Linked DNA regions of Homo sapiens: region 2 is linked to region 1. Evidence: read pairs that join two places in POLR2A ChIA-PET (ENCODE). Cell type or tissue: OCI-LY7. All regions are shown on one strand. Each heading gives the region's core, and the rest is flanking DNA. Links, peaks and the distances in the headings are about the cores only.

Region 1 (6,163 bases), core at 645-5,644:
AAGACGAAGTCATCAGGAAGACTCTAATCCAGTATGACTGGCATCCTTACAAGAAGGGGAAATTTGGACATAGAGACAGACACTTATAGAGGGAAGACGATGTGAAGACACGGGGAGAAGACAGCTCCCTACAAGCCAAGGAACGCCTGAGGCTAGAAGCTCAGGGAGAGGCATGGAACAGATTTTCCCTCAGAGCGCTCCGGGGGAACCAACCCTGCCAACATCTTAATCTTGGGCTCTGGCTTCCTGGACTATGAGACAATAAATTTCTGTTGTTTAAGCCACCCAGTTTTTGCTACTTCGTTTATGGCAGCCTGCAAACTAATACACTAGGCTAATCATGATTGTTTTAATTTGGAGGGATTCTTTTCCAGAAGGCAAAATCTTATTAATTATATATTTATCAATCTACTTCCAATGTGTACAATTATTCCTGGTAACCCAGGAATCTGGAAAATATCTGAGGAAGAACAATCTGTGAAGTCTGGATTTCCTACAAGTGAAGAATGTGGGGCTCAACACAAAAGAATTTAGGGCATATGTGTACATGATAATAGGAATAATAGCTTACATTTATTGGGTATTTCTATGTGCCAGGCACTGAGTGAGTTAAGTACCTCATATGAATCAACTCATTCAATTTGCACAACCACCCTATGTAGAAACAATGATCACCTACATTTTTCAAATGAAGGAAATGGAGCACAGAGAGGGTTAGGTACTCGCCTAAGGTGGCACAGCTGGAAAATGGAGAGGCTACACTTGGAACCAGACAGTCAGTTCCAGAGCACATCTCTTATGGCTGGAAAGGCCTGGCAGCCACTATTTTATAAGTTATGGTTAATTCCATGATAAGCATCTGTGAGATAATAAGGTGGGCTTAGACATATTCCTTGGACACATGGTTACTGATGACCTACCATAGCAGGCACTGTGCTGGGTGCTGGGATCCAAGGCTGAATGTGATGAAGACCCACCTTCAAGGGACACATTGTCAATGGAATACAGACCACTGCAGAAATCTTTAGTTTCACCTTTTATCCCTCTATGTGTTCATTCTTACTTCTGCCAGCCACAAAATTGAGACTTTTTTTTTTTGAGATAGAGTCTCACTCAGTCGCCCAGGCTGAAGTGCAATGGTGTGATCTCAGCTCACTGAAATCTCCACCTCCTGGGTGCAAGCAATTCTCCAGCCTCAGCCTCCCGAGTAGCTGGGATTACAGGCACCTGCCATCATGCCCAGCTAATTTTTGTATTTTTGTAGAGACAGGGTTTCACCATGTTGGGCAGGCTGGTCTTGAACTCTTGACCTCAGGTGATCCACCTGCCTCAGCCTCTCAAAGTGCTGGGATTACAGGTGTGAGCCACCATGCCCGGCAAAAATTGAGACTTTTACTAGGAGAATTTCTATGGTATACTTGTGATGGTTAGCTTTATGTATCAATTTGGCTAGGCTATAATACCCAATCATTTAATCAAACACTAATCTAGGTATTGCTGAGAAAGTACTTTATAGATATAGTTAACATCTATAATCAGTCAACTTTAAGTAAAGGAGATTAATCTCAATGACGTTGGTGGGTAGGCCTCATCCAAACAGTTGAAGGTCTTAAAAGCAAAAACTAAAGTTTCCCACAAAAGAGAAATTCTGCATCAAAACAGCATCATTAGCACTCACCTGAGTTTCCAGCCTCCCAGACTGCCCTACAGATTTTGGACTTTCCAGTCCCACACTCACATGAGCCAATTCCTTAAAATAATACATTTTTATAAATACACATAAGTGTGTGTGTGTGTGTGTGTGTGTGTGTGTGTGTGTGTGTGTGTGTGTCCTATTGGTTCTGTTTCTCTGGAGAACCCTGACCAATACAACCAATGGTCTAGTTAAAAAAAAAAAAAATCATAGGATTAAGTAATTTTTAAGATTTGGCCCTGAGTCTCAGATTTATCACATACCAGATCTGGGCCCTTCAAAAATTTCAGGAAGGCCTAAAATTGTCTTTGAGCTTTAAATTCTTCATCTATAAGGGGACAATAATTTTTTTAAAAAATAACAGTATTCGCTTCACCTGCTTCACAGAGTTGATGAGAATATCAAATGACTTTTAAAAAATTAAAACAATGAAATGCCACACTAATGTCAGTTATTAAATGCCAAGGGTATGTTTTTTACAGATGTTAGCCAAGGATTTCTTTTTCTTTCAGAGTTTACAAAATTGGCCTCAAAGTGGAACAATAAAATGAGGTGCTCATCTTCAGGTGGATTGAATGCAGACCATGCCCAGCTTGTGGACACCGTGGGCCAGCTCAGGAGGTAGTCACTATACTGCCACTGCCTGGGCTGTCCTTGCCCCTGGCACATGGAGGACAAAGGAAGACAGATACAGGGACCCGTTCCTGTTAGCTCACTGCTGGCATGGAGACAGAAGGAAAGGAGGTATTTTCCATTTGTCCTGCAATGTCTTTAGGAGGTGAGTGACCCGAGTCAGCATGGCTACTCCTCAGTCCTGTGGTGGAACTGTGTCCAGAACTGTGGCTGCACAGAATGTGTGTCCGGGGCTGTTCCTTTCCAGCAGCTGAGCAGGCCACTGAGTGATTTGAGAGGCAAGGAAGGAACCACCTGCACCTACCACATAGCCTGAAACAGGCCTTCAAAGATGTGCATGCTGTTTGCTGAGGTAGGCACAGTGTCATTTGGGAGAAGTGGTACCCAAATGGTGTCTCCTTGTAGAGGAACAGATGTGGGGAAAGTCAGAGGCAGATCCAGAGCACAGAATGCCAGTGGAGCCAGCAGAGTGTGAGCCTGTGAGTGTGGCATCCTATGCATACGGCATCCTGTTCACACAGAATCCAGTGCACAAAGCATCCTGTACATGCAGAATCCTGTTCACACAGAATCCTGTGCACAAAGCATCCTGTGCATGTGGCATCCTGTGTATGTGGTATCCTTTGCATGTGGCATCCTGTGCATGCAGCATCCTGTACATGCAGCATCCTGTGCATGCAGCATCTTGTGCGTGTGGCATCCTGTTCGTGCGGCACCCTGTGCATGCGGCATCCTGTGCGTGCGGCATCCTGTGCGTGCGGCATCCTGTGCGTGCGGCATCCTGTGTGTGCGGTATCCTGTGCGTGCGGTATCCTGTGCGTGCGGCATCCTGTGCATGCGGCATCCTGTGTATGTGGCATCCTGTGCATGCGGCATGCTGTTCATGCCCCATCCTGTGCACATGGCATCCTGTGCATGCTTCACCTTGTGCATACATGCAGGGGTACAGGATAGAAGGGGTGGGTGTAGCCAGTTGCGCAAAGCTGTCAGGCAGCAAGCAGCCCTCCTTGCTGTGTCTGGGACTTGCTCTAGCTATCTCCTTGTCTACATGACCCAGAGGCCAAAACTGCCTATTTTGCCAAGTTCCTCTGGCTGCCTGGTGGTGACTTTCCTGTTTGCTCCCACCTCATGCAGTACAGGGAGCTCAGCGGCCATTGTTGTCAGAAGGCTTTGTGGTAGCAGCCTCCAGTCTACCCCTTTGCCTTAATGAAACCAATGACATCACACCTGTAGGGCCACGGGGCCATGTCACATTTCCCTGGTCTTCCAGGATTCCAGGTTTTATTCAAGCCAACAACTTGATTTTGAGAACAAGGTGCTTTCTTCTCTAATCCAAACAGAGCCAACCCATTCCCCTCCTGTTATTCTAACTTAAACATTGTTAAGTGTGACTGGCATGAGCTTGTTGGAGGCCCCACTGCCAATGACCTGGATTCTTTCATTTTTTGAAAGTTCCTGACTATATGTTTTTCTTTACAAATATTGATGCTTTATTCATGGCTTTGTCAACATTTTCTTAATTTTTCAGGACTGCCTCCATTGCCCATACATTTTCTACCCTAGATAATCATAAAAACCAGAAGCCTTAATTAGCATCTCCCAAAAGAATGCCAAGGAATTCCAGCATGCCGTGGCTATGTGTTCAGTGAGAGCTGTCTGTCACATCTGTCCTGATAATGGCATCTGTTCTGGAGCTGAAACTCTTGTGGGGAGCACAGTTCCCACACTGGACAGCCTGACAAGGCCATACAGGTTTCTGGAAGCAGTGATGAGCTCATTGTAGAAGGATTTTTTTTTTTGACATGGAGTCTTGCTCTATTGTCCAGACTGGAGTGCAGTGGCACGATCTCAGCTCACTGCAACCTCTGACTCCCTGGTTCAAGCAATTCTCCTGCCTCAGCCTCCCGAGTAGCTGGGATTACAGGAACATGCCACCACACCCAGCTAATTTTTGTATTTTTAGTAGAGATGGGGTTTCACCATGTTGGCCAGAATGATCTCAATCTCCTGACCTCGTGATCTGCCTGCCTCGGCCTCCCAAAGTGCTGGGATTACAGGTGTGAGTCACCGTGTCCAGCCTGTAGAAGGATTTTATACAGAGAGAGACTGGCATGCTGCTCCTCAAACATAATCAATAAAAATCTGAGTTCAGGCAAGAAGTGCTTGTAATATAAAGAAACGGTGCAATGGGCAAACTGCATGTCAAAAAAAGGCAGAGTGAGAATGGTGGGAAAAGTGGTCACAGACGACCAGGAAGAAGAGGGAGGTCACAGACTTTGCAGCTGTAAAATCACCTGGGAGCATTTGACAATATCTAGTCAATGTAGAGACATGGAGCGTCTCACCTCAGCAATTCCCAGAGCAGGGTGAGCACACCGTGCCGGGCCGATCCAGCCAGCAGCCTGTCTTTGTATAGCGCTAGAGTTAAGAATGACTTTTTAATATTTTACAGGGTTATGAAGAAGGAGGGTGGGGAAGGGGTGACAGAGCTCGGATGAGACCGAAAGCTTAAAATATTTACCATCTGGCCTTTTACAGAAAGTATTTGCTGTGGAGTTTCCCAAACATGCAAGGTCATCTTAAGACTCACCTGTGGGCACTGAATGGCTCGTGGGTGGTGGATCTACCACGGAGTAGGCTCAGGGATCTGCGTTTTTAACAATGCCCCTACCCACCCCCACCGCAGGGGTCCTAGGATCAGGTGACTTTGGGAAGCACTGCCAGAAGGCAAATTCTCACTGCTGTGGACACGAGGCATCCTGGAGGCCCATCCTAGCATTGTGTCAGGAGACGCCAACGCATCCATCCGGGAGAGATTAGGCCTCTCCCTTAGAACAGAGAAGGTGGTCACAATGTTCAATACAGAAGACTCACATGTAAAAAGCAAGGTGCTCAGGCACATAAAGTATGATACTATTTTATGAAGTTTCAAATGCATAGGTGTGGACCCTTCAGAAGGAGTAAAAAAAAAAAAAAAAAAATGCATGGTAAGGATTCATATCAACTTCAGGTTAATAGTTACCTCTATGGAGAGAGAGGAAAGGGTCAGGGACAGGTACCAAGAGGTTTCTGTCTCATCTATAATGTTTCATTTCTTAAGTGAAATGTCAAGTAGAGAGAAATAGAGACATCTTTCAATATTATTTCCTAGATTTTTCTGTACATCAAAAATATTTTATTATAATAATTTTTAAAAAATTATTGCTTGCAGGCACAATGGCTGTAGTCCCAGCACTTTGAGAAGCTGAGGTGGGAGGACTGCTGGAGCCTAGGAGTTCGAGACCAGCCTGGGCAACATAGCCAGACCTAATCTCTAAAGAAACATTTTTTAAATTAGCCAGGTGTGGTAACACGTGCCTGTAGTCCCAGCTACTCAGGAGGCTGAGTGGGGAGAATTGCTTGAGCTCAGGAGTTTGAGGCTACAGCGAGCCATGATCATACCACTGCACTCTGGGCAAAAGACCAAGACCCTATCTCTAAAAAAAAAATTACTGAGTAATTTTTAGCTCTTAATTGCAGGAAGCTGGAGTCTTTTAGGGATAATATGTGGATTGCTGGAAAGAAGCTCCACATTTTCTGGTGTCTTTTTAAATGATTATGCATAAAGTGATGAAGTTTTTTAAAATCAACTGACTTTTGCTAATTGATTTGGAGGAAGGGTCAACAGGGGGGAAGCATCCTCTATCTCTTCTGCAAGACCTCCTCTTATATTATAGGAGGGAACATCACTTCCATAAGGTCTGGAGGACCGGGAAATGCCAGTCAGCATCTTTATTAAATACCATGGACAGGTGGAGGCAGATTCAGGGGAAAGGTAGAATATCCAGGGGTGGTGAG
Region 2 (6,163 bases), core at 466-5,465, 120 kb before region 1:
AGAACAAAAAACTACAGGCTCAACTTCCTCACAAACATGGTACAAAAATCCTAAATAAAATATTAATAACAGAATTCAGCAATTTATAAAAAAAAATACATCTTGGCCAAGTTAGAATTATCCCAGGAATATGAGGTTAATTTAACATTAGAAAAACAATCTTTTTTTTTTTATCACATTAAAAAGCTGAAGAACGTAAACCACAAAAATCATTACAATGCAGAAAAGGTGTTTAGTAAAACTTGACATTTATCTCTTAGTAAATTTGGAGAAAGGAACTTTCTTAATCTGATAGTCTAACTATGGGGGGAAAAACCCCACCACATCCAGCTATGGTAATGATGTATCTTTGAAACCCTTCCATCAGTGATTGAGAACAAATAGGATGTTCTCACCACAATTCTAAATATGAAAGATTAATTTTTAAAGCTTTTAGAAGAGAATATAAGAGAATGTCTTCACGACCTTGGAGTGGAGAAGGATTTCTTAAATAAGACACAAAAAGATTAAACATGAGAAAAGAACTGTTACATTTAATTACATAAAATTTCTCATTATGTCTGCCTGCTTCTGCCACTTCTTCTGTTTTCCCCATTACCCTCCTGTTCAGAAAGTTCTGCAAGCTCATTATCAGTAGTTGAAGATCTTAGAGAAGATGAAGATGCAACAGAAGGGTCAATCACTGGAGCTAAAAATGCCAAAACTGAGGAGAAAGAAAATGAGCCCACAGATATGGCAGAAGATAAGAAGGATGATGTGTCTAGTGCACTAAAAGCTTCACCAAGGGCACACCCAGTTATGTTATTTTAGAAGAAGATTTTCCAATAAATAACTTTGTGAAGTTCAAGATAGTCTCTACAAACAAGAGTTCTGAAGACTGTATTGTCAAATTCCCAGATACTACATTCCAATATTCTCAAAATTGTTCGTTATATATCCAAAATTTCACAGCTTTTCTGAATACTGTTTCTTCATTTCACTTAAGCTCATGAAAAGACATACTTCTGAACTACAAAGATTTCAACAGAAAAAAATTCTAAGATGCTGTCTTCAAACAGTTAAAATTATTGAGGGGAAAATGTTTGGATGGCAAAAATATAATAATAATAATAGATATTCCTTGCTTGTCTTAGGCTGGTCTTGGGCTTCCAGTTGTTGCTGAGTTTTATCAATTCCTAGAACTTAGGAGGCAAAATATACCAAAATGAGGCCAGTACAGAAAGTAAACCTCAGTATATCAAATCAGAATGAATTGTTATGTGTTGGAATTTTTTCAGTGAAATTTGAATCGCATAAAGAAAGCTTCACTGAGAAGGCTGCCCATGGAGTAAACACTGAAAATATTGTTGGGATCTAATGAGTAGATGGTTCTTTTACACAATAATTCAGTCTTTAACAAACCTGCCCTAATATTTTGCAGCCTGATGGGAATGGGTGTAGAGAAGCCATATCACACAGAAAGCAACTCCTACTTAGATAAGAACAGATCATCAGTCTGCTGTGATATTGCTGAAAATGCTCAGCACTCACTTTCCTAAAATAACAAATTTAAGATGTTTTAAACCATTAAAATGTATGTGTGTGCATGTGTTTGTGTCCTACCTGAATCATTATTGTACTACCTAAATTGTGTCTTTAGGAAACTGAATATAATGTTGTTATATATCTTCCTCATTGACAACCTCCCCAAAACCCAATTATATGTGCTTGATATGATGTGTATCCCATGCCTTGAGCTGTGTGATGGAAGAAAATAACTTGTTACTTTTTTCTTTTAGTAGATACAAATCCACTTCAAGGGTTTTTTTTGGGAGGAGGTTTTTTTTAAACATTAATTTTTTTTGTTTTTGTTTTTGTTTTTTTTTTTTTTTAGAGACTTGGTCTCATTATGTTGCATGGGCCTCAAACTCCTGGGCTCAAGCAATCCTCCCACCTCAGCCTCCCAAAGTGCTGGGATTACAGGCATGAGCCACTGCACCCGACCATAAATCCATTTTGATCTCATTGATTAGCTGATGCAGCTGTGGTTATAGTTGCTGCAATTTGTGGTTGTGGCATCTGTTAAAGGATTTTCACTTTTAGTAGTGGTTAATTAGAGAATTTTTATGAACGCCGCAAGCTAGAAAACCAAAACAACTGAAATCCTTTGTAAGATATATTTTAAAACATTTTCTTGTATGCATTGGAATGCTCATCTGTTATTGTAGGAAATGACGGTCAAAATCTAGCTGAAGGTTAGTACCACAGAGGTAGACCAGCATTCAAATGCCCAGAGTATTATGTATTTTCCAATTACCAAGAAACAGCTGTGAGGTTGATCTGAGATAAAGGATGATGACAAAAGCCAAAATCCCAGGTCTACCCATGGAGACTTGACAGCCCCCTACACTTTAAGCTGGGACCCTGAAGGTCTACAGTCTCATAGTAAGGGGGGATTTTAAATAAACCAGCCCTGATATGTGCTTGCAGCCTAAGATAATATCATCTGAGTGATCCAGGGAACCACAGGGTTTGACCTTAGGTTAAAGTCATCCCAGAGTATTAGTGTCACACCATGTAAGCACAAAAGTGCATTTTCCCTGGAAATAAGTACCAATATCCTAGACCTCACAAAGTTTTTATAAGTACTTTTCCAAAAGAATGACTAGCAAACAATGAAAAATAACAATGTATTTAGGAAAACACAAAGTTATGAATAAGAACCATTAAAAAACTATGGGCATCAGAAACAGACCAACAATGACTTATGATACTGGAGTTATCAGCCACAGATCATGAAACAACTATGCTTACTATGTCCAAAGAAATACAAGACACACGACTTTGGCAGAAAAAAGTGACAGCAAATTTGGAAAAAAGAACTAAAAAGATCCTCTAGAAACAAAAATGAAAACAAACTAAATTAAACATTCAATTAATAGGTTTAACATCAGTGTAGGCACAGCTAAAGAGGAAATGAATCAATAGGAAGATAGTTTCTTCTAACCTATCCAAAATGTAGCATGGAAAGAGAAAGACAGAAAACATAGGTGAGAATGTAAAAGACATCAGAGGATACAGTGAGAAGGTCTAACCATTTAATTGGAGTCCTGAAAGGAGAAGAGAGAGAGGAAATGGGCCAGAGGCAATATCTGAAAAGGCAATGGCTGAAATTTTTCCAAAATTGTTGAAAAATACCAATCCGAGATTTTAAAACTCAGTATTGTCTAGTAAAATTGGATAGAGGTATACCCTACATGTCTCTACTTAGGTTCTCCAAGAAGCTGACTCAGAGACTGAGTCGTGTGTGGAATGTTTATAGGAAGTAGCTTTGGGATCAAAACCTATGGAAGGGAGAGGAAAGAAACAAGATTGGGCAGAAGAAGCCAAGCTGCAATGCAAGCTGAGAGACGGCCTCAACCACAGCAAGGGCTATTTTGAAACTAAAATTGTCCATCAGAGTTGTCTCAGATTAGGCCATAATGGCTGGACCTTTATACGACCACTGCAATCAGTCATTAGATGTGGGCCATCCTGGGAGGGGTGGGATCTCGGGAGAGATAGCTATCTACAGCAGAGGCCATTCCTGCAAGAGGCCGACAGTACTCGCAGCAATAGAGACAGCAAGCCCTTCCTCAAGGGGGGATCTGCGTGGTACATCATCAGGCCCTTCACACCATGACTCTGCAATTGCTTGCACACGCCAGAAAAATCCATGCACATATGTACAAGACTAGTATTAAAATGTTTACAGAAATAGTTGATAATAGTCCTAAACTAGAAATAGACCAAATGTTCATCAACAGTAGAATAAATTGTGATATAGTCATATAACAGAATACTATACAATAGTGAAAATGAATAAGCCTCAGTTACATGCCTAACCTGCTTTGCATTATATTTGACCCTTACAAATATAAAACAGCAAGTCAAAAGAATATAAACAGTATAATTTTAATGTTTAGGAATGTTTAGTTGTGTAAGAGTAATGCAACTAAGAAGAAAAGCAAAGAAATAATTTTCATAAAATTCAAAATAGAAGTTACTTCTGTTGGAAATAGAAGAGGTTGTGACTGGGGAAGGACATATGGGTGTTTATGAAATGTTGGATGTGTATATTTCTTAACCTAAGTGATAATTGTATAAGGTTTTGCTTAATACTTATTTGTTAAGCTGTTCATCTGTGTTTTATACACTTCTTCAGTGAGTGCATTTCACAATTAAGAGTTTTTTCAATGAGAAGAAGGCCATAGAGATTAATTACCAGAGGAATCAGGAATAAGTCAACTGTTCAGAACTTTTAAACAAAACTTCTAAAAAAGGAGAAAAGACACTTGACATTTTCTCAATGCAGTGAAAGTTCAGGTTCAGCAAAAGTAGGTAAAGTCTAGATACAGTGGAAACTTAGATCCTTAGAGATGAATTTCTTGCCATGTTACCATTTCTGTAAGTACAATAGCAAAACCAATATTTTTAAATTTCTGTTTCGTGTTTAAAATATCAATACTTTCAAGAAAGATTTGGAGTTTAATACAATGAGTAAGAACTTAAAAGTGTAAACAAAACTGGCCATAGGTACTTTTGCCTTTTGAGCAAAGTAGCATCATTTGTGGAAAATAAACTTCCTGTTGCTCACATCCCCTCACCAGGCTGATGAGGGAAGAAGACAGTGTAAAATTGTAAACCTCTGACGATTTTCCTGTGCTGCCATGTCCCTGGATTCCATGGACCACTCTTTTTCAGAGCATAGGCATGAGTCTTTGGGGGAGAGGAGCTGAGCATGATCAAGTGAGGGGAACAGAGTTTGGGGAGGGGAGCCCAAAGGGAGGCCTATGACAGTGGCTCAAAAGACCTTTAGAAGGAAGAAGGGCTGCCCCAAATGCTAACATGCTGTTTGAGGAGTTGGGAAGTGAGAGACCAAAGAAACAAACAGAAACAAAGGTTGATTTCCACAGATAAATTGGTGTGAGGTGGAAGAAGAAAACACATAGAGGAAATCGGGGGTCCCTTGGGCATGAACCTCAGAGCCAGAGGTGGCTCCATAGACACAGGTTCTGTGGGGATTGTCAAATCTTTGAGAGGGAATTGGCCTCCTCAAAGCATGTAGGATTGAGGATTCAGCCTTTTTTAAATCTTATTTTTAGTTTATTTATTTTTTTCTAAATAGGATGAGCTCAGCTAACCCTTGGGTTATGTAAGTATTACACATTAGCTAAAAGAACAAAGCATGAAGAAGCAGCGCAAGTCCTAAAGTTGATCTGTTTTATATTAGTGGAACTAAACAACTTTCTTTTTTTAGACATCTGCTCAGGAAATGCCAATAGCAATGATTTTGCAGTGGTTGTTGTTGTGGTAGTGGTAGTGGTAGTTGTGGTGTTTTAGGGAGAGAATGGTGGTACAGTGGAATAAAAATCTCTGGTGGGTATGATTAGTTGGGAAAAAACAAGTTTTCAGGTTACAATTGTAATTTGCAAAACACCAAATACTATGTATAATGCAAATTACATTTGGTAAAGTTCTCAAAATCTTCCTGGAAGATGGAAATATACAAGTCATTCAACAAGGCTTTTATTGAGCCTTTGATATATATATTAGTGAACAAGACAGATGTGACTTTTATACTATAGGGGTGAAGGGGGAAAGCTTCCTCCCTCACTCTCTGAAGATTCACTGAAAATGAATTCACAAAAGACAGATTAATAGGAGAAAAAGCCATACAAAATTATTCTAACATGCATAGCATGGGGCAATAGCAAGAGAATGATCACTCAATAACCCAACGGGGTCCAAATGCTTATACACCCTTCTTTATAGAGGAAGAGGAGATGGGAGGTGTAGGAGTAATGAATTTCAGGGGGAATGAATGGACCCAATGATCAGATAATGGATAGTCAATAATTCCCTTTGGGAATTGAATGGGACCTGAGAACAAACAATGGTTTATGACAAAGTTTGCCTGGGCTCTAGGTGTGGTGTTTAATTTTCACTCTCTTCCTCTATGATATGAATTTTAATCTTCTCCGATTAGTAACATTTTAGGGAAAGGATTGAAGGTAACAATTTTCCTCTTTGGAACAATAACCTTATTCCTTATATATTTAAACAAAGCAGCAAATGTATGTATGCATAGAATTACAAACTGTAATCACTCCTATGAGGACAATTAATTCTCTATGAAGTGACA

Evidence for each region. ChIA-PET counts read pairs that join two places held together with the same protein. Peaks named below come from ENCODE experiments on the same cell type or tissue, not always from the same donor. Only the 100,000 strongest peaks of a DNase experiment are listed, where the experiment ranks them.
Region 2: POLR2A ChIA-PET joins it to region 1 with 8 read pairs; 2 of 35 experiments call an interaction of 5 or more read pairs at or near these places.

Annotation. Positions count from the first base shown.
Region 1 is chr6:150,261,064-150,267,226 of GRCh38, reverse strand. No RefSeq gene overlaps it. Among named protein-coding and RNA genes, the nearest start is that of IYD, 100 kb to the left of the region's middle. RefSeq lists an enhancer at 2,594-3,094. In OCI-LY7, for the core only: no CTCF peak of the experiment used is centred there; a DNase peak (open chromatin) is centred at 2,976.
Region 2 is chr6:150,379,502-150,385,664 of GRCh38, reverse strand. The region is part of intron 1 of IYD (iodotyrosine deiodinase); the gene reads right to left. It also overlaps the pseudogene SSR1P1. Among named protein-coding and RNA genes, the nearest start is that of IYD, 14 kb to the right of the region's middle. In OCI-LY7, for the core only: no CTCF peak of the experiment used is centred there; no DNase peak of the experiment used is centred there.